Linked DNA regions of Homo sapiens: all the other regions are linked to region 4. The links are chromatin loops, found by intact Hi-C in ENCODE. Cell type or tissue: heart left ventricle. All regions are shown on one strand.

Evidence for each region. Peaks named below come from ENCODE experiments on the same cell type or tissue, not always from the same donor. Only the 100,000 strongest peaks of a DNase experiment are listed, where the experiment ranks them.
Region 1: it touches region 4 in a loop (12-fold over the local background); 62 of 110 quality-filtered maps call a loop at or near these places.
Region 2: a loop joins it to region 4, with 12 times the contacts of the local background. A loop is called at or near these places in 26 of 110 quality-filtered maps.
Region 3: it touches region 4 in a loop (2.4-fold over the local background); 62 of 110 quality-filtered maps call a loop at or near these places.
Region 5: it touches region 4 in a loop (4-fold over the local background); 32 of 110 quality-filtered maps call a loop at or near these places.

The regions. Positions count from the first base shown.
Region 1 is chr14:93,653,090-93,658,089 of GRCh38, reverse strand. It overlaps UNC79 (unc-79 subunit of NALCN channel complex), which reads right to left. Exons shown (of 52, transcript NM_001395159.1): 39 at 4,236-4,348; 40 at 4,065-4,150; 41 at 2,683-2,856. Among named protein-coding and RNA genes, the nearest start is that of PRIMA1, 130 kb to the left of the region's middle. In heart left ventricle, CTCF peaks have their summits at 2,624 and 2,828 (motif pointing left); no DNase peak of the experiment used is centred here; H3K27me3 peaks cover 431 bases.
Region 2 is chr14:93,734,420-93,739,419 of GRCh38, reverse strand. PRIMA1 (proline rich membrane anchor 1) reads left to right here. Exons shown (of 5, transcript NM_178013.4): 4 at 2,050-2,179. Among named protein-coding and RNA genes, the nearest start is that of PRIMA1, 52 kb to the left of the region's middle. In heart left ventricle, a CTCF peak has its summit at 2,826; a DNase peak (open chromatin) is centred at 2,852.
Region 3 is chr14:93,662,391-93,667,390 of GRCh38, reverse strand. UNC79 (unc-79 subunit of NALCN channel complex) reads right to left here. Exons shown (of 52, transcript NM_001395159.1): 43 at 4,677-4,787. Among named protein-coding and RNA genes, the nearest start is that of PRIMA1, 120 kb to the left of the region's middle. In heart left ventricle, no CTCF peak of the experiment used is centred here; no DNase peak of the experiment used is centred here.
Region 4 is chr14:93,787,193-93,792,192 of GRCh38, reverse strand. PRIMA1 (proline rich membrane anchor 1) reads left to right here and starts at 3,708. Exons shown (of 5, transcript NM_178013.4): 1 at 3,708-3,783; 2 at 4,444-4,567. The coding sequence starts at 4,475. RefSeq lists enhancers at 2,205-2,916, 2,917-3,630, 3,631-4,342. In heart left ventricle, a CTCF peak has its summit at 3,040; DNase peaks (open chromatin) are centred at 3,032, 3,482, 3,552 and 4,497; H3K4me3 peaks cover 1,976 bases; H3K27ac peaks cover 383 bases; H3K27me3 peaks cover 1,340 bases.
Region 5 is chr14:93,890,967-93,895,966 of GRCh38, reverse strand. No RefSeq gene overlaps it. Among named protein-coding and RNA genes, the nearest start is that of FAM181A-AS1, 33 kb to the left of the region's middle. RefSeq lists enhancers at 1,668-2,441, 2,442-3,216, 4,252-5,000. In heart left ventricle, CTCF peaks have their summits at 2,617 and 2,820 (motif pointing right); a DNase peak (open chromatin) is centred at 2,836; H3K4me3 peaks cover 371 bases; H3K27me3 peaks cover 512 bases.

The DNA of each region.
Region 1 (5,000 bases), 130 kb after region 4:
GGGAACCACTGGTTCTATTTAATCTGCTCGACACTCATCGGAGTTGATGTGACATTTACACTACTTTAAACCAGAGGCTGAAAACTGGCTGCTCATCAGGCCCCCATAGTGATTTAAAAACCAGAAAATGTTCTCTTGGGAAAAAAAAGGAAGACAGACAACCAGAAGCCTGCGCTCCCACAGAACAACAATTGGCAGGCGTGAGTAGCCACTGACCTCATAGAAGGACTGGCACATTCTAGTTCCTAAGGGTCTCAATTCTCCTTATTATCTTTTCTCCTTTATTAACCCTGTAGGCAGGGTCCCTATGGGCAGGTTGATTGTCACAAATTAGGCACGCCACTTGTTTACAGCTGGCAACACTTGCCACTCTTCTGTGCCCAAGTTAAATCTTCTGACAGTCACATCGGCACACAGGCATTTAAATTTGCCATACCTCAGCCGGGCGCTTTGGCTCACGCCTGTAATCCCAGCACTTTGGGAGGCCGAGGCAGGAGGACCACAAGGTCAGGAGATTAAGACCATCCTGGCTAACATGGTGAAACCCCGTCTCTACTAAAAATACAAAAAATTAGCTGGGCATGGTGGTGGGCGCCTGTAGTCCCAGCTACTCAGGAAGCTGAGGCAGGAGAATGGCGTGAACCCAGGAGGCGGAGCTTGCAGTGAGCCGAGATTGTGCCACTGCACTCCAGCCTGGGTGACAGAGCGAGACTCTGTCTCAAAAAAAAAAAAAAAAAATTTGCCATACCTCATCCCATCCCTTCTCTTAGCCTGTGCGGCTCTTTAGCAGTGAAGCCCTGATTGGTTCTCGGGTCCTAGGAGGTTCCATGTGCTTAAAATTTGTGCACTCAGTTTCCTGTGTGTTGATGTACAGTAGCTATACACATACACAGTTTCAAAGTACTAACCCTTCTTGCTTGGATTTATTCAGCTACTCCACATCTGTGGGCAAACGAGGATCATAGAATATAAGAGGTGGTAAAGATCCCTCCTCTATACTCCTGCTTCTTACAGTAACTCAAAGCTCAAAGCAGCACACGCTGAGCTAAGGGTCCCTGCATTATCCCTTACAGACCTATTAGTAGTATCTGCCCATTTGGAAAAATGTATTAGCATAGGTTGTTGATCTTTATCAAGTATCTTATGTTACATAATACTCATTTCAGAAGTGGAGCTACTAATAGGTAACCTGATCCTTTTGTTTTTCTGTCTATGGGAAATGCACTTTATTTTTATTTTATCTTATATTTTTGAAACAAGATCTCACTCTGTTGCCCAGGCTGGAGTGCAGTGGCACAAATATGGCTCATTACAACCTCGACTTCCCAGGCTCAAGCAATCTTCCCACCTCAGCCTCCCAAGTAGCTGGGACAAAAGGTACATGCCATTACGCCTGGCTAATTTTTAAAATACTTTCTATTTGTTTATTTATTTTTGAGACAGAGTCTCTCTCTGTCATCCAGGCTAGAGTGCAGTGGTGCGATCATGGCTCACTGCAGTCTCAACCTCCTGGGCTCAAACAATGAGCACACCTCAGCCTCCCAAGTAGCTGGGACTACAGGTGCATGCCACCTTGCCCAGCTAATTTTTTTTAAGAGACAGAGTCTCACTATATTGCCTAGCCTATGTTTTTTTTTTTTAATCTTTCGTAGAGACGAGGTCTCGCCATGCTCCCCAGACTGCTCTCAAACTCCTGGGTTCAAGCGATCCCCCTACCTCTGCCTCTCAAAGTGTTGGGATTACAGGCATGAGCCGCTATGCCCTGCCTGATTCATTTTGTTGCCAGTTAAATGCTTCTGTAATCTGCATAGAGAAAGCACAAAAAACCTCATGGAACAGGTCAGGTTCAAAGCCAGCAACACCACTGCCAGCCACCACTCTGCCCCCTACTCTAGAGACATGAATGCCTTCAACTCACCCCTGCTGCAGAAGGGCAAGAAGAGTCTGCTAGTGAAATGAGCACTGGACTGTGAGTCAGAAAACCTCAGTTCTAATCCTCACATTGCCACCACTGTGTTGTTTCCAGAAGCTATACCATCTCTCTGAATTTGCAGAATTCATTTAGAAAACAGAGGCATTGGAAGGGATGATCTTTATAGGTTTCTTCCAGCTTTAACAGTATTGGCTTCTTATTTGCATTTACTGAGCTCATGTTGTCAATGATCCTTGGGCCACCAGATTTCCAGGTAGGTAATTGTGTGTGTATTCTTGGGAGATGGTATGGTGTAGGGGGTAACAGTCAAGCAGAAACATCATCATTCACAAACACAGCAATTACTTCCCTTTAGATAATTCTCTAAAATGGAAACTTTACATTATATGTCTGAGCTGCTTTTGGACAAAACTATTTACTTACTTATTTAATATCTACGGGAGAAAAACTGCCGGATAAACACAGTCTACTCATGTCTTCCTGGCTGTTTTTTTGTTTTTTTTTTTTTTTTTCAAATCAACTGGAAACATGCATATTCATAGTCAGTGAGCAAAATGCTCACTCCACATTCCTGTCATTCTCTAAGAGAAGACAGAACAACCCAAATAAGCATCCTCACTCCATGGCTGACGGAGTTTCCTCATTAACCTTTGCGATACATTAAATCACCCAAGACTCTGCTGCTTGTAAATAAACGGTCTGAAAATGGTAAGAAATTAATTGAAAATGAAACCTTCGGCTCAGCTTACCTTCAGAGGTAAAACACAAGGCAGCTTGGCAAAAAATGTCTGAAACTGGTTGCTAATTGTGGTCCAGAGGCTACTAGGAGAATCCATAGGCAAAGCTTCCATGAAGGTTGCAATGTTTTCCAAACAGCGAATCATAGCACCCCCTGCTGGTAAATTCTTTTTGTTATTTAGACCCTAAAAACACAAAAGCATAGGCCATCAACTGCTGAAACAGCACGGGAATGCATAGCGCTATTTGGTAAATGTCAGTTTAAAAGTCACATCTTCAGGCTATAAACGTGTTCAGTGCCTACTACATAGGCCAATCCCTGTGATAGACTGGAAGGATAACGAGAAAATCGTTCAGACAAACTTAAGGGGGAAAATTGATGAGAGGTGAAAAGTGAGCAAGAAATAGGAAACAGCTTCCAAGGGTCTACAATTGGTGTGGTTAGGTGCTAAGAAAACAATGAATGATGCTCACTGTAAATAATCCCCAGCACAAAGACTGAGCATAGAGTTACAGGAGCTGCAGCTTTTTTTCTAGCAGTGAGCATCTCCCGCAAGCAAACCCCAAGAGCTGACCTGCAGCAGTGCTGAGACTTGAACCCAAGTCTCTTGATCCAACGCCCATAGCTCCACCCACCACTCTGCCCTTGGAAAACCAAGTTGTTCTGTGGAAGCAAGGTCACGACTTAGCTGAGGGTATGGAGAAGTTTTCAATGAAGAGTAAATCCACGCAAAGCCGCAATGTCCAACTGACACTATTCTATGCAATTCTATTTCTTAATTAACTTTTTAAAATTTAAATTATGTTAATTTTTAAAATTTAAATTATGTTAATTTTTAAAATTTAAATTATTTAAATTTTAGCATTTTCTATTATTTTTCTTTTGAGTTGGGGGTCTCGCTCCGTTGCGAGTGTAATGTAGCCATTGGAGTGTAATGTAGCCATTACAACTTGGAGTGTAATGTAGCCATCACAGCTCACTGCAGCCCCCAACTCCTGAGTTCAAGTGATCCTTCCCCCTCAGTCTCCTGAGTAGCTGGGACTACAGGCATGTGTCACCATGCCAGCTAATTTCTTTTATTTTTATTTTGTAGAGATGGGGGTCTTGCTATGTTGCACAGGCTAGTCTTGAACTCCTGGCCTCGAGCAATCCTCCTGCCTCAGTCTCCCAAAGTGCTGGGATTATAGGCATGAGCCACTGCACTCAGCCCTTAGCTTTAAATTTAATATATATTTTTTAATTTTAAAATTTTAGATTTCATTTTTAAATTAAATAACATTGCAATCCTTCCTCAGCAGTATCCTATGGTGTGACTCAAAGAAACACAGCCCACAGTTGTGCTGGGGCTTAGAGTTTCGGCTGGGGCTTAGGGTGTCATTAAAGGAAACCCACCTCTAGGAGCTGACTGAGAGCTGCGATGGAGCTCAGCTCATTGAAGTCCATCAGAGACGAGGCTAAGGTCCGTAAAAAAGTCCCATCTGGAAAGTCAACGATCGGATTTAGTGTTTGGGTGTCTGGGATGAGGCAAATTTGTGGTGCCTGGATCCTCAGTGGATGAATTACCTTTGATCGTGCTTTGGAACAGCTGCGGGAAGATGCCGTTGGGGGCCAACTGATGGAAGATGCAGCGCAGGAACTGCTTGGCCACCCCCGCCGCATTGCCGGGAACCATCATGCTGGAGTTGAACAGGGGAGAAAAGACACGAAGTCATGGGCCAGTGAGCAGGTGTTCAGATATTTACTTAGAGTTCAGACATTTGCACACCATGCCTCTGATGGGATAGCTCACTGTCATGTTCATCAGTGAAATGAAATATTCTACTCAAACCTAATCCCTGTTAACAAGAAGTTTTTAGAAAGAGAGAACCATGAAATGCCAGTGTAGTCTCAGACGTATTCCAGGTCCCACAATGGACTCAGGAAGGTTATGAGATCCTGAGAGAAGAGGTCACATACAAAGGTCACATGCTCACAGAATGACAGTCAAGACTGGAGCCCTGGATGAGGATTACCAGGAAAATCCTCCCAGGAAAGTGTCACTGGCTAAGACAGAGTTGCTCTGAGGAAAAAAAAATTCATATATATATATATATATGCAGTGAGAGAGATGTTCATTCTCATTAGGAGATGTGGGAAGTTTTCTTTGGGCATCTGAGCTGACACTTGTAAAAAGGCTGGACTTTGACAGGTGCAATTTGACCTTCACCCTTCATGTGCACCTCTGCACATCAAAAGTAGGGCCAAATTTATGAGGCCCTGCCCCTTAGACTAAGGTACCAGAAAGGATGCTTCTTGATGTAGTTAGGGGGTAAGTTACCAGAAGGAAAA
Region 2 (5,000 bases), 53 kb after region 4:
TATTCAAGATAGTCAGAACTGGAAACAACCTAGGTGTTGGTCATCAGGTGAACGGATAAACAAATTGTGGCCAGGCACAGTGGCTCATGCCTGTAATCCCAGCACTTTGGGAGACCGAGGTGGGCAGATCACCTGAGGTCAGGAGTTCGAGACCAGCCTGACCAACATGGAGAAACCCCGTCTCTACTAAAAATACAAAATTAGCTGGGCATGGTGGCGCATATCTGTAATCCCAGCTACTTGGGAGGCTGAGGCAGGAGAATCACTTGAACCGAGGAGGCAGAGGTTGTGGTGAGCTGAGATCGTGCCACTGCACTCCAGCCTGGGCAACAAGAGCGAAACTCCGTCTCAAAAAAAAAAAAGAAAGAAAAAACAACAACAAATTGTGATATGTTCATATAAAGAAATACTATTCAGCAACAAAGGAAGGAGCTGCTGAAATACACAGTAACATGGATGAATCTCAGAAACGCTATGCTAAATAAAGGAACAAAAAAAATACACACTGCATGATTCCATGTATGTGAATGTCAAAACCAAGCAAATCTAATCAGTGATTTTAGAAATCAGAATAGTGGTTGCCCCAGGGTGGGACTGATTAGAAAGAGGCACGGGGACACTTTCTGGGCTGTTGGAAATATTCTGTGTCATGCTGAAGGTGCGGCTTCCACTGGTGCATGCATTTGTCAAAGCTCAGAGGATGGTACTTTTAAGATGGGGGGTGCATTTCACTAGATGTAGATTACACTTTGATAAAAATCATAATAATGAAGCCATCCATATTACCCTTTGGGAAGTCATCCCCTGGTTCCCCACTTACTGTTGCACCCCTCAAAGTATCTATCATAGAGTGGACACCAAGTCTGGGGTGTATTTCTGATTCTTTTGCATATATTCACGTCTTGGAGACCTGTCCAAAGTTAATACTGTCTCTCTGTCCATCCATCCATCCGTCCATCCCTTCCTTCCTCCCTCATCATCCCCTTTCCTCTTTGTTTCTCTTTTCCCTCTCACTTCCTTCCTTTCTCCCTCCCATTCCTTTTGCAATTCTGGGCACTCCTTTCCAGTTGTGTCTGAGTCTTCCCAGAAGCCCTGGGATGAGGCTGTGTGATGTCTTTGCTTTTCTCAGAGGAAAGCGAACCGGCCTCACTGACACAAGTCCTTCAGGTCCACCCCAAGACAGCCTGTGCCAAGGGAGGGAGGACAGGTTCACCCCAAGGACTCCACGGATTGAGTGACTAAGAGAGGGCCCTGGAGCACCAGTGTCCGGTGCCTTGTCAGTGACACTTTTCCAAATTTTGACCACCCCCGTGCAAACTGAGACAGCGGCAAATACCCACCCCACGGGCTGAATCCAAGAAGGGAGAAAGTCTGCGTCTTGCAAGAAATTAGCTCAAGAAACGGACATTGGCAGTCCTCCCTTTCTTTCCTTCCTCCCTCAGCATCCCCTGTGAGCCCCGCTCCCCACCCCCGCCTGCAGAGGAACCAGATTTAGTGCCTCAGCTGAGAGAATGAGATGCTCTGTTATTTTTTATGGGGAATTAGACCTGACCCTGCTGTCAGTTAGCTCATGCCGAGGGAGGATGGATGGCCTGGGGCGTGGCGCTCAGCCCCTGCTCTGAGCACGCCGGGGCAGGGATGGAGGCGCTCAGAGGCCAGCCTGGCTGGGGGCCAGCCATGATGTCACCTGCCGCAGGGTGGGGGCAGGGATGGCCGGAAAGGTCAGGGAGCCTTCAGCCAGGTGATGGATGCCAGTGGCCTCCCTGTGCCTCTGTTGGTGTCACCCATAATGGTCCCACCAGTGACCTCCCCACGCCTCTGTTAGTGTCACCCATGATGGTCCCACCAGTGACCTCCCCATGCCTCTGTTGGTGTCACCCATAATGGTCCCACCAGTGACCTCCCCACGCCTCTGTTGGTGTCACCCATGATGGTCCCACCAGTGACCTCCCCACGCCTCTGTTGGTGTCACCCATGATGGTCCCACCTCTGTCACTGGCCATGACCAGCTCATCCAGGTGACACTCAGGCTGCTCCTGTCTTTTTCAGCTCCCAACTCTACCTCTTGCCCCACTGAGGAAAGCTGGTGGTCGGGGCTGGTGATCATCATTGCCGTATGCTGTGCCTCCCTGGTGTTTCTGACTGTGCTTGTCATCATTTGCTACAAAGCCATAAAAAGGTGAGTGCTCACTCACTGCACCCAGCTTCAAGCCGAAGGGAACCCCAGCTGGGCTTGGGGCTCCTACACACATCCCGTATCATTATTTTAAATTATAAAAGTTGTTAAGCATATAAGAAGCAGAAAGAATATACAGTGACCTTCCATCTACCCTCACCCCGATTCAACAGTTCATCAAGATTTTGCTGTATTTGCTATATCTATTTTATTTTTCCTTTGATCTTTTTCATTGCCGAAATATTTTAAAGTTGATCTCAGAAATAATGTCTCTGTCACTTTAGAGAGTTTGATTCCACAAGCAATTGATTAGCACCAATTATATGTCAGGCCCAGTGCAACGTGAAAAATACAAAAATGTTGCAAAACACCAAAGAGTCATAGGAGTTGTTAACAATATAATATTTCTAAGGAAGTTTTTAAAACATTTCCTGACTCCCAAAATTAGAGGGCCACATTAAGAACATTCCTAACATCTAAAATATTTAAGTTTACTCTTTAAGTTGGTTGTTCTATGTGATTTCACTTTAGTAATTCAAAAGCAGAAAGTAAAATATCAAGGTAAAAGTCTTAAAACAAGTCAGGCACACAGGATGGGGGGCCACAGAAAGCCAATAGACCAGGAGCGTCCTGGTAACGGGGCACAGGAGGGAGGACACCTGGCGGCAGGGCCCGGGCATGGCGGCTCCATGCAGGACAGGCCATGTCCTGGGCATCTGCCACCCAGCCGAGAACCCAAACTCAGAGCCCCCTCTGCCCAAAATGCACATGCTGCAGGGCAGTCTCCAAAAACACTGATAAATAACACAGGCATAACTGTAATCAGCAATACCTCAGCCGGGCACTGGGTTCTCCTCACCAACGTTCTCTTAGTTCATCTCCACCTACATTTTCCCAGTCAGCTCCATTTTGCAGAGGAGGTTGAGGTTCTAAGGAGTTGGAGAGCTGCCCAGGGTGGCACAACTGGTGAGCAATGGAGTCAGAAATTGAACCCAGAACAAAAATACTCCAAAGCCCAGCCCTGACTACACACCGTGTTTCAGGGTTATTGACGAGTTCGACTCCAGTGTTGGGCTAAGAACAGACCTCGGTATTCCTGCCTGCCCTTCCTCAGGGATGTGGGAGAGGGGACACTCGGGGTTTGGTGAGGTCCGTCTGTGCTTCTTTGAGGCCAGAAGGACATACAGACAGAAAGGCCCAATGCTCTAAGACCCTGTAACTCTGGGTAGCGGCTTAGTCTTGAAAACCAAGGTGGGGCCAGGTGTGGTGGCTCACGCCTGTAATCCCGGCATTTTGGGAGGTGGAGGCGGGTGGATCACCTGAGGTCAGGAGTTTGAGACCAGCCTGACCCACATGGTGAAACCCCGTCTCTACTAAAAATACAAAATTAGCAGGTCATGGTGGCACACGCCTATAATCCCAGCCTCAGGAGGCTGAGGCAGGAGAATCTCTTGAACCTGGGAGGCGGAGGTTGCAGTGCGCTGAGAGCACACCACTGCACTCCAGACTGGGCGACAGAGCGAGACTCCATCTCAAAAAAAAAAAAAAAAAGGAAGAAAGAAAACCAAAGTGGATGGTTGGAGTCTCCCAGGGGACATAGCTAATCCAATTCCCACGTGTTTTGTAGGCACCTTCTTTGTGCCAGGCTTGGTGGGCATACAAAGAGGTAAGACAGAGGCTGTGCCTACAGGCTGCTCCATGAGGCTGTGCGAGGTTTGCTGGCAGCCCGCTGTGGCTGCCCGGAGGAGTCACGGTGCATTCTGATCTGGACCATAAAGCATTTGAGCTGAGGGCCTGCTGGAATGGGAGGAGGGTTTTAAGCAGCGGAGCAGAGGAGGCATTCTAGGTCAAGGCACCTGTGAGGGGAGCAGCCGGACACCAGGAAGCCCCTGCGACGCAGGAGATGAGGCTGGGAAGCCGTGAGCCTGACTGGGGAGGCCTTTGTCACCAGGCTGAGTGGTGACTTTGCCCGTGACTAGACACTAGGAAGTACTGAAGATTAGCTTCGGTAGCTGCTTTTTGGGGGAAGAGTGTGCGCCACCAGGCCATGGCTGCCAGTCTCCTTGCAGACACGCCCCACTTCCCCTGGGAGAGGCTCAACATGAATAATCTGTTTAATATAAACTCGTGTTCTTACAAAAGACACCTGAGCCACTTCTGCCTCCCTCCCTGCCCCAAACCTCCCCTGAAGAAATGTGCTACCTGCTTCTACCGGAGGAGGGAAAGAGAACAAACTCACATTAATAGCTCACTAGGGCAGTGCTGCTCAGCGGTAGCCTGCTGGGCTTTGTCTCAGGTGGGCTGGGGGCTCCCAGGAAGGGTGTGAGGGGCGTCATCTCAGAGCAGCTATAGAGGGGCCTCCTGTCTGTCCTCTTCCACTTTCTCTGAGCTCTTGGCTCCTGGGTCTGTTAGCACCCTGGAAAAAACAGAACTCATCCCAGATGGCTCAGTGGACCAGACTTCAGATAGTGGGCTTCTTCCAGGGGCAGGGGCGGGGCTCCACCAGGGCGTGGGCGGGGCTTCTTCTAGAGGCATGGGCGGGGATCCTTATGTGGTGTGGGCGGGGCTTCTTCCAGGGGTGTGGGTGGTGCTCCTCTGGGGCATGGATGGGGCTTCTTCCAGCGGGTGGCGAGGATTATTCCAGCGCTTTGGGCAGGCCCAGAGAGCAAGTGGGGCAGGTGAGGCACTCAGGGACTTGCAGAGTGGGGGCGGTTAGCACCTCTAGGAAGACAGGCAAGCGGGAAACTAGTGCCGTGGGAACCTCGTGAGAGACTCGCACTTAGGAGAAGGGCCGCCTAGCAGGAGTTGCGGTTGGAACTGTCAG
Region 3 (5,000 bases), 120 kb after region 4:
GCTGATATTCTTTATCAGTGTGTTTTATCTGGTTTTCTTGATCAGTCTTGCCAACGGTTTGTCTATTTTATTAGTCTAGTCAAAGAGCCACCTTTCTGTTGTATTGATCTTCCATTGTATCTATGTTTTCCTTCCTTCTTTCCTTCCTTCCCTCCTTCTCTCCCTCCTTTGTTCCTTCCTTTGTCCTTCCTTCCTTCCCTCCTTCTCTCCCTCTCCTTCATTCCTTCCTTTCTTCCTTTCCTTCTTCTCTCTCTCCTTCCTTCCTTCTTTCTTTTTTTCAAAGAAGAAGAAAGGGTCTTGCTCTGTCACCTAGCCTAGAGTGCAGTTGGTGCAATCATAGCTTGTGGCAGCCTCAAACTCCTGGGTTTAAGCAATCCTCCCACCTCAGCCTCCAGAGCAGCTAGGACTACAGGTGCATGCTATCACACTGGCTAATTGTTTTATTTTTCTGTAGAGACAGGGTCTTGTTATGTTGCCCAGGCTGGTATATCTGTTTTTTATTTCATTAATTTCTGCTATTATCTTTACTGCTTCCTTTCTTTAATTAATTAATTGCCTACTATCTGTTCCATGTTTTAAAATCTTCCACATTTTTAAATCTGTTCTAAAATTGGTTGATTCAGGATTCTTTATATGACCGTTGCATCCACTTTGCTCACTGTTATTGTTTGAATCTACTATATGTTTTATCTGCTTGATCTATCCATAACTGAAAGAGAAAATCTCCCTGTATAACTGTGAATTTATCAATTTATCTTTGTAAGCCTATTATATTTTGTTTTATATATTTGGAGGCTATATTATTAGCTCTGTGTAATTTTTGAATTGTCACATTATCCTGGTGAGTTGCTCCTCTTATCAATATATTGTGACTTTCTTTGTAATAATGCTTTTCAACTTAAAGTCAGTTGACTAACTTCAGCTTTCTTTTTATTAGTATTAGTCTGGTATATCTTTTTCAACCTTTTTCTTTTAAATTTTCTTGCTGTCTTTAGACATGTTTTAGATGTAGATTAATTTTTAAAAGTCAATCTGACAATCCCTAGTGAGTCTAGTAAACTTATATTTATTGTGATTCTGTCATCCTACGTGTGCTTATTACAGCTTGTTCTATGCTTCTCTTTTTGTCTTGATTGAATTTTTATTCTTGTTTTATTCTATGTTTGGAACTTATAAATTCTATTTCTGGCCTTTGGAGTTTACATTTACAATGTCTACCTGTATTCTTAAGAGTTCAAAGTTATTCATTATCTCTGTCCTTCTTGTAGATAATATATAGAATGCTTTAACTCCAGTCTCCAACCACACACACACACACACACACAAACACACACCCCTTACAGAGTACTATTTTCTAGTATTCTATTGTCATTTTGTTTTTATGCCTATCTGACTAACATTATTATTATTACTGCTTTGTATTATCAATGGTCACTTAGATTTTCACACTGTACCAATTTCTGAGCATCATTCCTTCACACATTTCACTCCTTCCTTCTTGGTTCACTTTCCTTCTTACATCTTTTAGTAGTTGTTTCAGTAAGAATCTATTAGAAGCCTTCTTATTTTCCTGATATAATATCTATTTATCCTTCATTCTTGAAGGATAGCTTAGCTGGTAGAGAATTCCAAGTAGATAGTTCTTTTTTCTTATCATTTTAAAGACTTTTTTTTTCAATTATCTTCTGGCTTCTATTGTGCTGTTGAGAAGTGTATTGTCTGTCTTCAGAGTGTCTTTTCCCTTGGTTTTTCTGAAAATATTTTCTTTGTCTTGACTGTTTTGACAAGTTATACCTACTCATGTACATTATGACATGAGCAGGTAAAACTTTAGTTTATTTATAATACTTTCAGGGCTCATTGTGCTTCCTGAATCAGAAAATTAAATATTTCCATCAACTCTAGAATTGATAAAAAGCCTATTTTCCTTATCTGAAATATTTATTAGATATCTGTTAGAATTTCTCTTTATATTCATCTCTTTATCTCTCTCTTCTGAATTCTAGGTAATTTCTTCTCATCTATTTTCCATTTCACCAATTCTCTCTTTGGCTATGTCTAATTTACTATTTAATCTATCCATTAAGTTTTTTATATCAGTGATTGTTTTTCATTTCTAGAATTTCTACTTTGTTTAAATCTGTCTGGTTTATTTTCTTTTTTTTTTGAAATGACTAAATCTATTATATTATTTTATTTATTTTTCATATGCTTATCATTTAAAGTATAGTCATTTAGATTTATATTTTTATTATATTTTATAATATTTATATATACATTCTTCATATGCATATCATTTAAAGTATAGTCACTTATATATTGTCATTTTTAATGATATGTATATCATTTATAGTCTTTATCACAGTTTTAATATTGAAAGTTCTTGTGGGAAATGATCTTGCTACTTGTTGACTTTCCTAATCTATCACAAGGTGGGTTGTATCTTCATTTGCTTTGTAATTTTAGATTATGAGCTCATGTTCATTAGGATTTTAACTATAGGAATCCTGCTGGGCCTAGGTTGGAGATATATTCCTCCAGAGAGGGTTGAGGCTTGTTTTGATCTTGCTTCTGCCAGATATTCCAAGGTTATTACTTACTAAGCACTAATGTTATTTGACTCTTCAACTTGGGAGTTCCAAGAGCATGCAGATATTATAAATTCAAACTCTAAACCTGATCCAAGATAGGCCCATGTTTACTAATTTTCAAGGGAGACTATAAATCTTTCTCCCAGTTCCCAAACTGAGACAGATACCATTCTTTGTCACCTCTATATAAGAATGTATTCTTTCCAAACCACCCTTTTACCAAGTGAATAGGCTTTCAAGGGTTCTGACCTTTTGCTAGGGATAACTCAGATCAAACTCCCTGCCTGGATAATCCCAAGACTTCATCTCTTTTCTTTGTATGGGCTTTAAAACTCTAGCCACTAAGTTACCAAGACAAGCAACAGCCCCACCACAGGGCTACTTATATGCTTACCACTCTGATTGTCAATCCCGCTTCATTTTTGCCCCTTTCATTCTATAAAATTAGCTCTACATTAAAAATCACCTTTATTACATTTCATCCAGTGTTCCTAGTATTTTAAGTGGGGTGGTTTTCAGGGTATCTAGACTACCAGTTTGCTAGAAAGTGAAGTCTCCAAAGTTCTTACCTTTCTATGCCTTTTCTTTTGATTATATAAGGGAGACAGCTCAATTAGCTACTGCTATTTTTAAACGATTTCTTATAGTTTCTCATTATCTGTGAGGAAGGTAGGAACACCATCAACTAAAGCTTTCTACAAGTAATCATCATCTTGTATTAGAATGAGAAAGGGTAGATGATAATGGGAAGTAAAAGGCCACTAAAGTTATGAGGGATTATGAGGAGATATCCTGTGTAATGAATATTTTGAATTGAAAACCAATAATATCTTGAATCCAAATGCTAGAAGGTCCCCTGTAATCAATATCTACAGTGTACAACATAGAAAGTATAAACTTATTATGATTCTTCCCCCAAAAAAGGTATAATTTAAACAAATTAAACATAAACACAATGAAGAAATCAAATGGTTTCTAGAAATAGAAAATCTTTTTGGTGCTGTGTCTTATAGATCTACATTTTTAAGTGAAAAAGAAGAAGAAGTTATCTTTCAAGAAGTTTCTAAAAGAAGAAAAAAATGCTGACCATCATGGTAGTTAGAAAACATATTGCTCCAGGCAGGGTAATAAATAGTTTCTAATCAGAAAAACAAAGATTACCATGGAACATTTAACATGACAGAATGGACCCAAGTTGGTAAGAAAGGGGACAAGAATGCTTTAAATAGAATGAAAGCCTCAGTATAAAATTAGATTTTTATGAGGAAAATAAAGGGCTTATAGAAATGGACAACATGAATAAGAAACATTCTGAATGTTCAAGAGAGAACAACAGAAACAGAGACCCATTGAAAACAAGCTTGGAAAATTAGGAAATTGAAAGGGTAACATTTGCACATTGTTCTTAAGGACAGAAATGCTCCCATTTTGCCCTGCCTTCTGATTTTCCATTAGGACAGCATCTACCAGCTCCAACAAGGCTGCTACTGCCACTGGGCCAGCAGTACTTTTCCACTTTCTCAGTAGTGGGCCAGGGGTTCTACAGATAATGCAATAGAGAAACCATTATTAAGGCAAGATGACAAAAGATGAGATAAGATTCCAATCTCAGAGGCCAAGAACCCAGACCTGGAGAGACAGACAAATGATGAGAATTAAGGAGCTCTTCAAAGGCTTTTACAAATGACAGCTGATATTTTTCTACTTTGGGTATAAAAATGATATGTAGAGATGCCTTGCCCCACTAATCATGGGATGATGAACTTGAAAAGGACCTTAAGAGGTCATGTCAACCATTAGCTCTTTTCATTAAAAATACCACTTCTGTTCTAACCACATGACCCTCAGTTCTCTGAATCTGCATATGTGCATATTTTAGACATTGTATGTGTGTTTGTGTGTGTGTGTGTGTGTGTGTGTGTTTAAAGTGTTTCCTTACCATGGTATTTATTAGACCTCAGTAGAATTACTCATTTTTAACTATATGGAAGCAACTGAGCTAAAAGGGACTTGACACTGATTCAAAAGAATATATTTCTGCCAGTTTTCAGTTTCACAGGAACACACATATGGAAGCTTGCTTACCTTAGTGAAAGCTCGGTAACATAAGCCACACAGCTCCACCAGGTAGGCCAGAGTGAAGACGGCATTCTGAATTACAAAGCTGAGCAGTTTTGAAAATGGTTCCAACAAACTCTGCAATGAGATTGGGGCCAAATAAAGTCAATTGCTGATTACTTCATTTCAAAAAAAGTATTAAAATCTTATGATACTTTAACTAATGGAATCACTTTTTTTTAATTGAAAACTCTGTTGCCCAGTGGCTCCTGTAGCAACCCCATTGGTCTAATAAAAACAGAACTGCACCTTCAGTCAAGGGCTCAAAGAGCAGGACCAAATCATTTCACT
Region 4 (5,000 bases):
TGGCCATTTGATCTCATAAAGCCTTATTTTCTACCTGCATCTCATTCCAATTAGCCACAGGTGAAGTTTTAGAAATTGTAATATCACTGTATGCCAGCTATGGCCCAGCAGTGGAGACCCTATTGTAGATAGAAGACAAATCCAACATTCCATCCTAAAGGTCTACTTTTTAGGACAATTTGTGGTAGCAACTGTCCCTCCATTCAGTTGCTACCACAGTTGCTGTCCTCCAGAACAGGAACAACTGTCCCTGTTCCTTAGGAGACAGAGTATTAAGCAATAATGCTGCTTGCTAATACTTTATTGAGGGATAAAATCCTAGGGCAACAGACACAAGGCAAAAAGTGAAGCAGGGCAGGAGGGAAGCTAATAGAAAGTTGTGCATTTTTGTGAGATAGGGTCTTGTGATGTTGCCCAGGCTGTTCTTGAACTCCTGGGCTCAAGGGATCCTCCTGCCTCAGTCTCCCAAGTAGCTAGGACTATAGATGTGTGCCACCAGGTTGTACATTATTGAGCTGGTCATATCCTCAGAAGTAAAAACAGCCAGTTGCTCAGTTGCACCTGCTGGACATCTGCCGACAGGCCAAATGGAACCACTGCACTCCATATGCTGGGTCCCTTCCACCTCTTGTCCTTCACTGGTCAAAATGTGTCCCAAGCTTTAACTCCCCTGTATTTCTGAGTAGATGTATCTGGCCCCTGTAGGCAGACCTCATGTGGCCGTGGTGTGGGTTACCAACTGATTGAAAAGGGTGAGAAGAGCCATGTTCTCTCTAGGCCGCTCATGGCATAAGAGGCCTGTGACAGAGCCTGGTCTTCACCCTAAGGGAGGTCACAGGGGCGTCAGCAGGATGTGGGGCCAGGTTGCAGGGAGCTGAAGGCCCATGGGACGTAACCAACTCATCATTCTGCTGGAGGCTATATGATCAAACAGCAAACTGTTTATCATGAATGCAGGATGAGGGCAAACTCACAAGGCCCTGCCACCAAAAGGTTTGCTGAGGGACATCACTCCTTGGTGCCGGGCTCCTCGAAGTTATCTATTGGGAAATCTAGCACCTATTGTTCAAAGGATGCAGCCTCACAAGCCTGCTGTGAACCAATTGACAATTACTGGACAATCACACCCCCTCCCCTTTCTCACTATCTCTTTTGCCTAATAAATATGGAGAGCTGTGTAAAACTCAGGGCCCTTGTCCAGTAGAGGCAAGGCGCCCCCTGACCCCTTCTTCCAAATACACTCTTTTATCTCTTGTCTTTTATTCCCACGTTCGCCCCGCTTTGTTCAGTCCCCCTAGGTCCGTGCAGGCTACAAGTGGCACACTGAACAGTGACAGAATCGGGCAATCTACACCAGGTGACCCTCGAGAGGTGCATAGATTAGGTCCACTACAGCAATATTGAAGACCAGATTAGACAATGCAGGTTTTCCAATGCACAAAACTTACCTAAGTTCTCCCAACGTCGTGAGCCTCTAGTTGGGGGTTAGTATTTCTGAACCCCCAGTGAGCCGCTGTGTGATTCTGGCTCAGGCACAAAGGTCTCTGAACTGTTCACACAGGGCAATTACACTTACATCAAAGAGTTGTGAGACCTGAATTAAAATGCGGTGTAAATAACATTTGTAAGTGGCAATGAGCTCCATGTGTAAACATCAGGAGCTGTTGTCAAATGTAAAGATTGTGCTGAGCAAAATACCACGACTTGTTTTAGCCGGACAGGCATTAAAATATCCAGTGTTATTTTGACCTCAGCTGACCAATAGCTGCTCCATTTCTCCAAACTGTAGATGAGTCACCTAGGAAGTCCCTACCCCTTCATCTTCTTGCCATCCTCCCTCCATCCTATCCCACCCCCAGTGAGATATCCTCTTGTTCCCTTTTCTACCCAGCATCCAGAGTTCTGTCTGGCCCCCAGCAGGTGCCCATGGAGGCTACATATGGAATGAAGGAATGAAGGATTGAATAAATGTCTCCATTTCTTTGCACAAAGAGTTACCAATGCTTGAGATGTTCCCCTACTCCCAGGAAGTCACCCTCTCCTGGGAGCCTTTACTCAACCCGCCCTCCATTCCTGTCTTCCCCTTTCTCGGGGCAGCTGTGTGTGACATGCCAGTGCACAGTGGAATGGTTGGTTTTATCCATCTCCCTGACAGGCCCCTGAATTCTTAGGGGGGAAGGAACAAGGTCTCATTCACATTTGTCCCTGCATCTTGCTGGTTGAGGTGCAATCTGCAGCCTCGGGGCGGCGCTCTGGCATGAAGGAGGCCGCTAAGACGTTGTTCTGAAAGCTGGCTTGCAAGGTAGTTTATACTCTGCAAACCAGCGTTTATAGTGTGTGTTTACATGAGTGGCTTAAGGGTGTCCAAATACCGGGAAAAGGTGCTCAGTAAATGTTTCTTCCATGCATGCACTGTAGTATCTGACCCTCAGCTCTGTGTCTTAAGCCCCTGGTTCTCTCATCCAACCTAAAAATAGGATTGTCCAGGCCTTGAGGGCCTTCTGGAAGGCGCCCCCATCAGTCAAAGCGCTTGCAAAGTGCTTCCACCACAAGAGCAGAGAGGCCGCGCCATGCCTGTGATGCTGCTAGGCACAGCTTGTCTGAAAGAGATGCAACCAGGCTACCTCCCGAAGAACCGACTTGTTGATAATCTTGCCTCAAACAGAGGAGTTTGCAGATGGTTGAGGAAGAGCAGTGGTAGAAATGTTCTCCCCAGGGCCGTCACAACTCCTTCCCAGCCGCAGCCTAGTGTTGCAAGAGAGTTTCTGCTGCTGGGACTACAAAGGAGAGGACAAGGCCCATGGCCGGGAGAGGGGCGGCCTGCACCTTTCAGCCCCGGCGCCCGGGAGAGCCTGCGGGGAGTGCGGCGGGGAGAGTCCTCAAGGATGGAGCGCAAAAAAGGGTCTCAAGTCAGTCCTCGCCACCTTTCCGCAGCCTCGGGAGAGGCTTGGGGGAAGCGCAGGCAAGGGCCAAAACCCCATGGAAGTGGGAATCCTCGGCCTCCAGGGTGAATAAATAATTAAGCGCCCAATACACAATAGCCTCGCTAGATGGAGACGAGGAATCACTGCAGCGGCGCTGGCGGCGGCGGCGGGGGGAGCGCAACCCCGGGCGGGAGGCGGGAGAGGCTCTGGCTCGGCTCACGTCTGTTTTCCTTTTTCGTGGATTATTTATTTCGCCTCCACCCACGGCTTTGCTGCCCCAGCGGGAGCTCCCTGCCGGCGCCTCCCGCCGCTGCCTCTCGCGGGCCAGCGTGAGGGTAGTAGAGAGCTCGGGCACCCCAGTGCCCCGGGCAGCCGCGCGGCGCCACCAGGAAAGGCGGGGAGCCAACGCGGGCCCGGGGAGGGCTCGCGCGGCCGGCTCCAGGCGGCGTGGAGGAGACTTTCCCCGCCCTCTGCCTCCGCCTCGGCGGCCAGCCCTGGCCCTGGGAGCGGGGTGCCGCCCCTCCCGCCCCGCGCGCGGCTAGGCGCAGTCCGGAGCCACCGCGCCCTGCGCCCCGTGCGAGGACGCCGCTCCTGGTCCTCTGCTCAGCGGCCCGGGAGGCCCAACCGGCGCGCAAACTTTTGCTCCAGCGCCGGGCGCTCCTCCCCGGCATGTGAAGCCCCCGGGCGCCCGCGCAGCCGCCAAGGTGAGGACGGAGGCCCCGCCTAGAGGGCGGGGGACTGGGGAGGCGGCTGGCTTTAAATGGGGGCTGTCCGGCTGCTGGGAAACAGAGCTGCCGCGGGGGGAACGCGGACCTCTTTTCCCCGAGCCCAGGGTCGGCTGGGGCCGCCGCCAGGCAAGGTAGCGTGAGGCGTTGGAAGGGTGCGGGCGGAGATGGAGGCGTGGGGGAACCCACGCCCGGGAGCGGGAGATCGGGGCTGGGCGGAGGCGTGCAAAGGGGCAGCGCACGGAGGTGCCTATGTTGCAGTGTGCGCAATGAGGCCGGCTGGGCAGTGTGGGTGCAGGCAGCGTGAGATTTCTTGGGGCCGTGCATGCAGGGTCAGCGAGGGTGCAGGCAGGAGTCGGTGGGTGTGCACGGGGATCAGTGTGTGTGCACGGCTGTTTCTGTGGTTGTGCGCGCAGGTGAGTAGTGCCCGCCGGGTTTGAAGTGTGCTCACAGTGAGAGTGAGTTGTATGGGGGTTAATGGGGCGCAGTAAGTGTGCTTGGCTGTTTCTGGAGGTGTCCATGGGGCCAAGGTATGCACGCAGTATTCTGGAGCTGTGCGCGGAGCTAAAGTGTACACGCGGGGCTCTGGGGATGTGCGTAAGAAGAGTGTGAATTCTGGGACTGACGAAGAGTCAGTGAAGGTGTAAGCTGGAGTGTAAGTGCAGGCTTGGTTTACTAGGGTGCCCCTGGGTGCGGGGCGTGCCCGTCCGACCCGGGCTGGGAGGTATATTGGTGCGCGGCGGCGGAAGTGCCTGCGCGGTGTCCGCCTGACCCTAGCCTTGCTCTCCTGACAGTTCGCCCCAGGAGCGGGCGCCGCTGGCCGAGATGCTCCTCCGGGACTTGGTGCTGCGCCGTGGCTGCTGCTGGTCCTCGCTGCTGCTGCACTGCGCGCTCCACCCGCTCTGGGGCTTCGTGCAGGTGAGACGCGCCGGCTGCGCACTGGCTGGGAGGGCCTCCTGGGTAAGGGGCGAGCTGTCCCTTCCCTCCTGAGACCCTGGCCTCTTGCAGCCACCCCACTGATTGGTTCTCGGAAGAGCTTGGGAAAAGAAAAGCTGCTACGGTCCCCTATACCCTACCCCTGAAAAGATAAGAAACTCCAAAGAGAGGCTTCGATTGTGGCCTAAATCCTGCAGGACCGGGCTGGCCTTGGAATGGAAAGGGGCTCAGAGAATACCTTCCAATGATAACATTCTAGGGCAGAAATTCAGCAAAGAAACAAACTTACAAAGAAAAATGATCCCAAGGATATATATTATTTCTTTCTCACCAGAACCACTGATGAACTTCAAATTAGCTTTCTTAAACTGGTTTTCAACACGGAAGGCAGCCGTGTTTCTTATAGGTATCAGAG
Region 5 (5,000 bases), 100 kb before region 4:
CAAATTTATTCTCTCCCAGTTTTGAAAGCCAGAAGACCAAAATCAAGGTGTGAGCAGGGCCAAGCTCTCTCCGGAGGCTCTAGAGGAAAATTTTTCCTTGCCTCTCTTCTAGCCTCTGATGGTTGCCAGCAATTCTCTGCCTTCCTTGGCTTAGAGCTGCAGTGACTCCACTCTCTGCCTGCATCCAGACATAGTCTGTGTCTTTGTATCCAAATTTCTTTCCTTTCTCTTGTAAAGAACGTAAGGCCCACCCTAATCCTTTATGACCTCACCTTAACTTCATTGCATTTATTTTCAAGTAAAGTCACATTCACGGTACTGGCATTAGGGCTTCAGCTTATCTTTCTAGGGGACACAATTCAACCCCCTACACAAGTCTCACTCCAGTGTACCTGCCCTCTCCACCCCGCAGTACGTGTGCCAAGCTGGAAGCACACCCTTGCTAGAGATCCCCGCCTGCCACAGCTGGATAGCCCACTGCTGCTACCTGAATCTAGGTAGTGAGCCCCTTGTCCCTGGAGGTATGCAGGCAAATCCAGGTTTGGCAGCAGCTCAATTAAAGTGGCTTAATTCACATTCATTAATAAACATTTAATGAGCACCACTGGGCTAGGTACCAAGAACAGAGAGGCGGTGATTGTAACCCCAAGAGAAGAACAGATAATTGGCTCATAATATGATAGCGGAAGCAGATGAGCACTAAAGGAGAACGCAGGCCAGAGGCGGAGCAGCTGGGAGGCGGAGCAGCTGGGAGGCGGAGCAGCTCAGAGGTGGGCCTGGGTGGCAGCAGGCATGTTCTCCACCCAGGGCCATGAGGGAAGGACAAGAGAGGAGGCAGCCCCATGAGGAGGGGAGGGGGAGGGGAGGAGAGTGGGAGAATGCAGTATGTAGGGAGCAGTGAAAATAGAGCTCAGAACAGATTAAGAGGACAAAGCAAGTTGAAAATGATAGGGCATGATAGAAACAAAGCACAAAATGACACCTCGTGTTTTCTCTGGATTCATACTTGTGTGTAAATGTGCTTACAATGGGCTCCAAGGGCAGCCACAGCCTGAGAGCAGTGGTTTTCTCGGGCTCACGAGAATAAAGTGTGTGGACAAAGGGGATTCTAATTGTGTTGTAGAACTCTAATTTTTAAAAGAGAATAGATGTATATGCTATTTGTCTCATTTCTTTAATTTGCACATAGCAAAATGACTACCAGCAAAGACACCAAAATAGCAGCGGCAAATTCTGGGTGGTGGGAATCAGTGGCGGTGGTTGGTTCCCTTTACTTTTCTGATCGTTTGACTTCCTTAAAATGTGCATGTATCCTGTTTAATAATAAAGAAGAGAGTGGTTTTTCCTTAAAAAATGTCTAGAAGTGAAAATGCCACATATAAGTATATATTAATGTCTCATATTAACAGTGGTTAATTCAGAGCAGTGGAGATATGGGGTGTTGTCATTTTCCTTTTAGGATTTTTCTGCATTTGTCAAATTTCCCAAAATGAAAAGGAGGCAAAGGCTGGGCTGGAGCCCAGAAGAGCCCAGCATTTGGGGGAGGGTGGAGCCCAGAGCAGTCCCCCAGCCTTTGCTTTTCTGGTCTGGATGGTGCCACTGTCCAGTGAGTTTTTGGTAAAAAGGAGGGGAAGGGAGAGGAGGGGATGATTGAGGGGAAGGAAGGGGACACGAGAGCGTTTCCTTGAGAGTGAGGAGAGAAAGAGGAGAGAGAGAAAGGCGCGCATCCCCGAGGTGAGCTCTGGGTCTCCTGTCTCCCAGCCTGGGAGGGGAAAGGGGCTGGTCTCTGGGCCTTGCTGATGGGAGGGGAAGGGCTGGTCTCTGGGCCTTGCTCATGGGAGGGGAAAGGGGCTGGTCTCTGGGCCTTGCTGATGAGAGGGGAAAGGGCTGGTCTCTGGGCCTTGCTCATGGGAGGGGAAAGGGCTGGTCTCTGGGCCTTGCTGATGGGAGGGGAAGGGCTGGTCTCTGGGACTTTGCTGAGCACCGGCCATCCCTTGTCCCAGGATACAGCCCTGCACATCTTTTTCCTGCTCAAGAATTTCAGAAAGAAGAAGAAAAAGCCCATTTGCACTCATATGTTTACCTCACTCCAGGGAATTCTCTGGAATGGAGAAAGGCATTTGTTTGCAGTGAAAAACAGCAGAAGAAGAAAAGCCCCGTCAGCTGGAAAGTGTCTGAGCCACAGTGAAGGGCTCCTTCCCTGCGGCCGCCGCACCGGTTATTAACACAGAGGTAATGACATTAGGCGGCGTGATTAAGTCAGCAGCCCTGGGCCTGCCACCCCTTCTCCCGGAGTTACAGCCTCATTTTTCAATTATGCTTTCATTTGAACATCTTTGAAAAACGCCTGGCGAGCACGAGAGTCCAAGAGGAGAACTGGGCTCATTTCAGCCCGTCTTTTTTCTTTCCCCAGGAGGTGGGGTAGCACATTTCCAAGCTCAAGGTGTGCAGGACCCCTCCCCAAATCCCGAAACTCGGACTTGAACAAGAATTTGCTGTGTTGAATTGTCATCAGTTGTCCCTACTCATGCCATAGAAGACTTTCAGAGCCAAGCAGGCTCCCCAGAGATTAAATCCAGCCTCTTCACCAGCAGACGGGAAACAGGTCCAGAAGAGCCCCAACTTGCCTGGAGCCCAGCCAGGCCGGACTCGGAGACTTTAGATTTCTAAACCTGAATCAAAAGGAGCCAGCTCCTCAAATGGGCATTGGTGCCTCTGTGCAGTTGTTCAGTCATCATAACAAGCAGAGTGGCCTTTGCCTCCCGTGCAGAATAGGGGTCCACAACAGGCCTGTTGTTGCTTCCTGGGTACCTGCCTGCAGTTCCCAGAGTAGCCACCAGGTGGCCCAGGCCTTGCCGACTCTGGCTTCATAATCCAAACAGCCCGGCTCAACTTCCAGGGCCTGCAACATAATGGAGAGAACTCAGAGTCCGCTCCCCACCTCCCCCGTCTGCTCCCCGCTGTAAATTTAGTCCGTGCAATAGTGAACATTCAGGTCTTCAAATTTCAGGGGTGCAGGAGCAGAAACGCAGGGGTACTGGGGAGAGAGGCTCGGGTGTGTCTTTTCAGATGCCACATAGCCTAACTGTGCTGCCTCTAGCAAGACCCCCATCTCTGAGCCTCCCTTACCTGTGAACAGGTGTATCCATAGCCACTTGCTCTGCCGCAGAGTTATGCAATGATGGACGTGAAGCCTTGTGGGAATGGCGACCCAAAAGTTCCCAAATGCCAGAATGCCAGATCCCAACTCCCCTGGATTTTTTTTTTTTTTTTGAGACAGTGTCTTACTCTGTTGCCCAGGCTGAAGTACAGTGATGCAATGCAATCATGGCTCACTGCAGCCTTGACCTCTGGGGTTCAAGTGATCCTCCCACCTCAGCCTCCCGAGTAGCTAGGACCACAGGCAAACGCCACCACACCCAGCTAGTTTTTACATTTTTTGTAGAGATGGGATCTCTCTATGTTGCCCAGGATTGTCTTGAACTCCTAGATTCAAGCAATCCCCCTGCCTCGGACTCCCAAGGTGCTGAGATTACAGGAGTAAGCCACCATGCCCAGCCCGCTGTGAGCTTGTTAACAAGCACAGCTCTGGGCCCATCCCTCCAGAGTCAGAAACAGAAGGTCTAGAGTGAGCGGGTCCCTGAGCGGGCCTCTCCCTCCCTCTGCCATCCCAAGGGGAGAAGCCATGGGGACCCTTGGCCCTAGCGCAGTGCTATCCCCACCCCACCACAACTGCCTCCACCAAAAGAGCAGAAGGAACGTCACCAGGATGCCTCACACACCGGGGCTAACAGCCCAGCAGGAGGCTGACATGCAATCAGTTACAACCCTGCCTGGAAAGTGGTGGCGGAACAGTGGGGTGTGGCACCCCCCAGGGGGCTGCAATCCACCGTGAGTTTCCCAGCAAAGCAGGTGTGCCCGGGCACTGCTCCAAGACTGACGTCCATGATTCACTCTACAAATCAAAGTGGAAGTCAGGTTATTCCTATACATACATCAGCCTTACTGACATGACAGGCTTCCTAGAATGTTCTAGGTGAGGAGTTAGAGCAACCATGCCAAAAACCCGGCCCAGCCCATGGACATGTGTCCTCCTGTGACTGCCTTGGGACGGTGGAAAAGGTTGAGATTCTTGGCGCTTCAGGTATTAAAATCGCCCAGGGTGTTTTTGGGAATGCCTTTTGGAGAAGGGGGCATTTGAACTGAGTGTTTCGGGGTAAAGAGCAGGTGAAGGAGAGGAGAGGGGGCTCTGGGAAATGTGAGCAGAGTGTGGAAGGGACAGAGCCTGCAAAAGCTTGATGAGAATGACACACATTTGGATATAGCTGGAGAGAGGGGAGCAGTGACGAGCGACGGGGTGAGAGAGTTCAGCATGGCCTGGCCCTAGACCTGAACAAGCCTCTTAAGCCACGCAGAGGTTTGGATTTCTCATAGAAACCCACAAGGGTCTTTGAAGGCTTTTCAACTCCACAAGGGCAGAGACTGGGGACACAGAGGCCAGACAGTGACCATTACTATCCCCTGGGTGAAGCCCAGGGGCCGGGGCAGAGGAAGAGGGAGTAGAAGTGGAAGGCAATGCCAGGTGACTATGGTATTCAGGATTCAGGATCCGTGGGACACAGGTTCACATCAGGAGCAGATGGGCCACGGGTCATATGGCAACCAGGCTGGCTGGAAAGGCTGGGGTACCAGGAGGAACGGGGGAGGGGGAAGCCTGCAGGACAGCAAAGGCGTCAGGGCGTGAGAGGCTCTGACGGCTTGTGCGGGGGTGACTGGAGCTTCCAGACGGCCCTTAGAAGAGGAATCCGGAGCAGCAGGAAGGAGAATGAACTGGCAAGAGGAGCCGGAGAAATGTTAGGATGTTGGTATTGGGGAAAGTTTCCTCAGCAAGGGCATGCAGAATGGATGGAAGAGGAGGGGTGCAGAGGTGGACAGGCGGCCAGGAGTGTGGGGTGACAGGTGGCCCCAGTGTGAGTGAGACCACAGCCAGCTCATGGAAA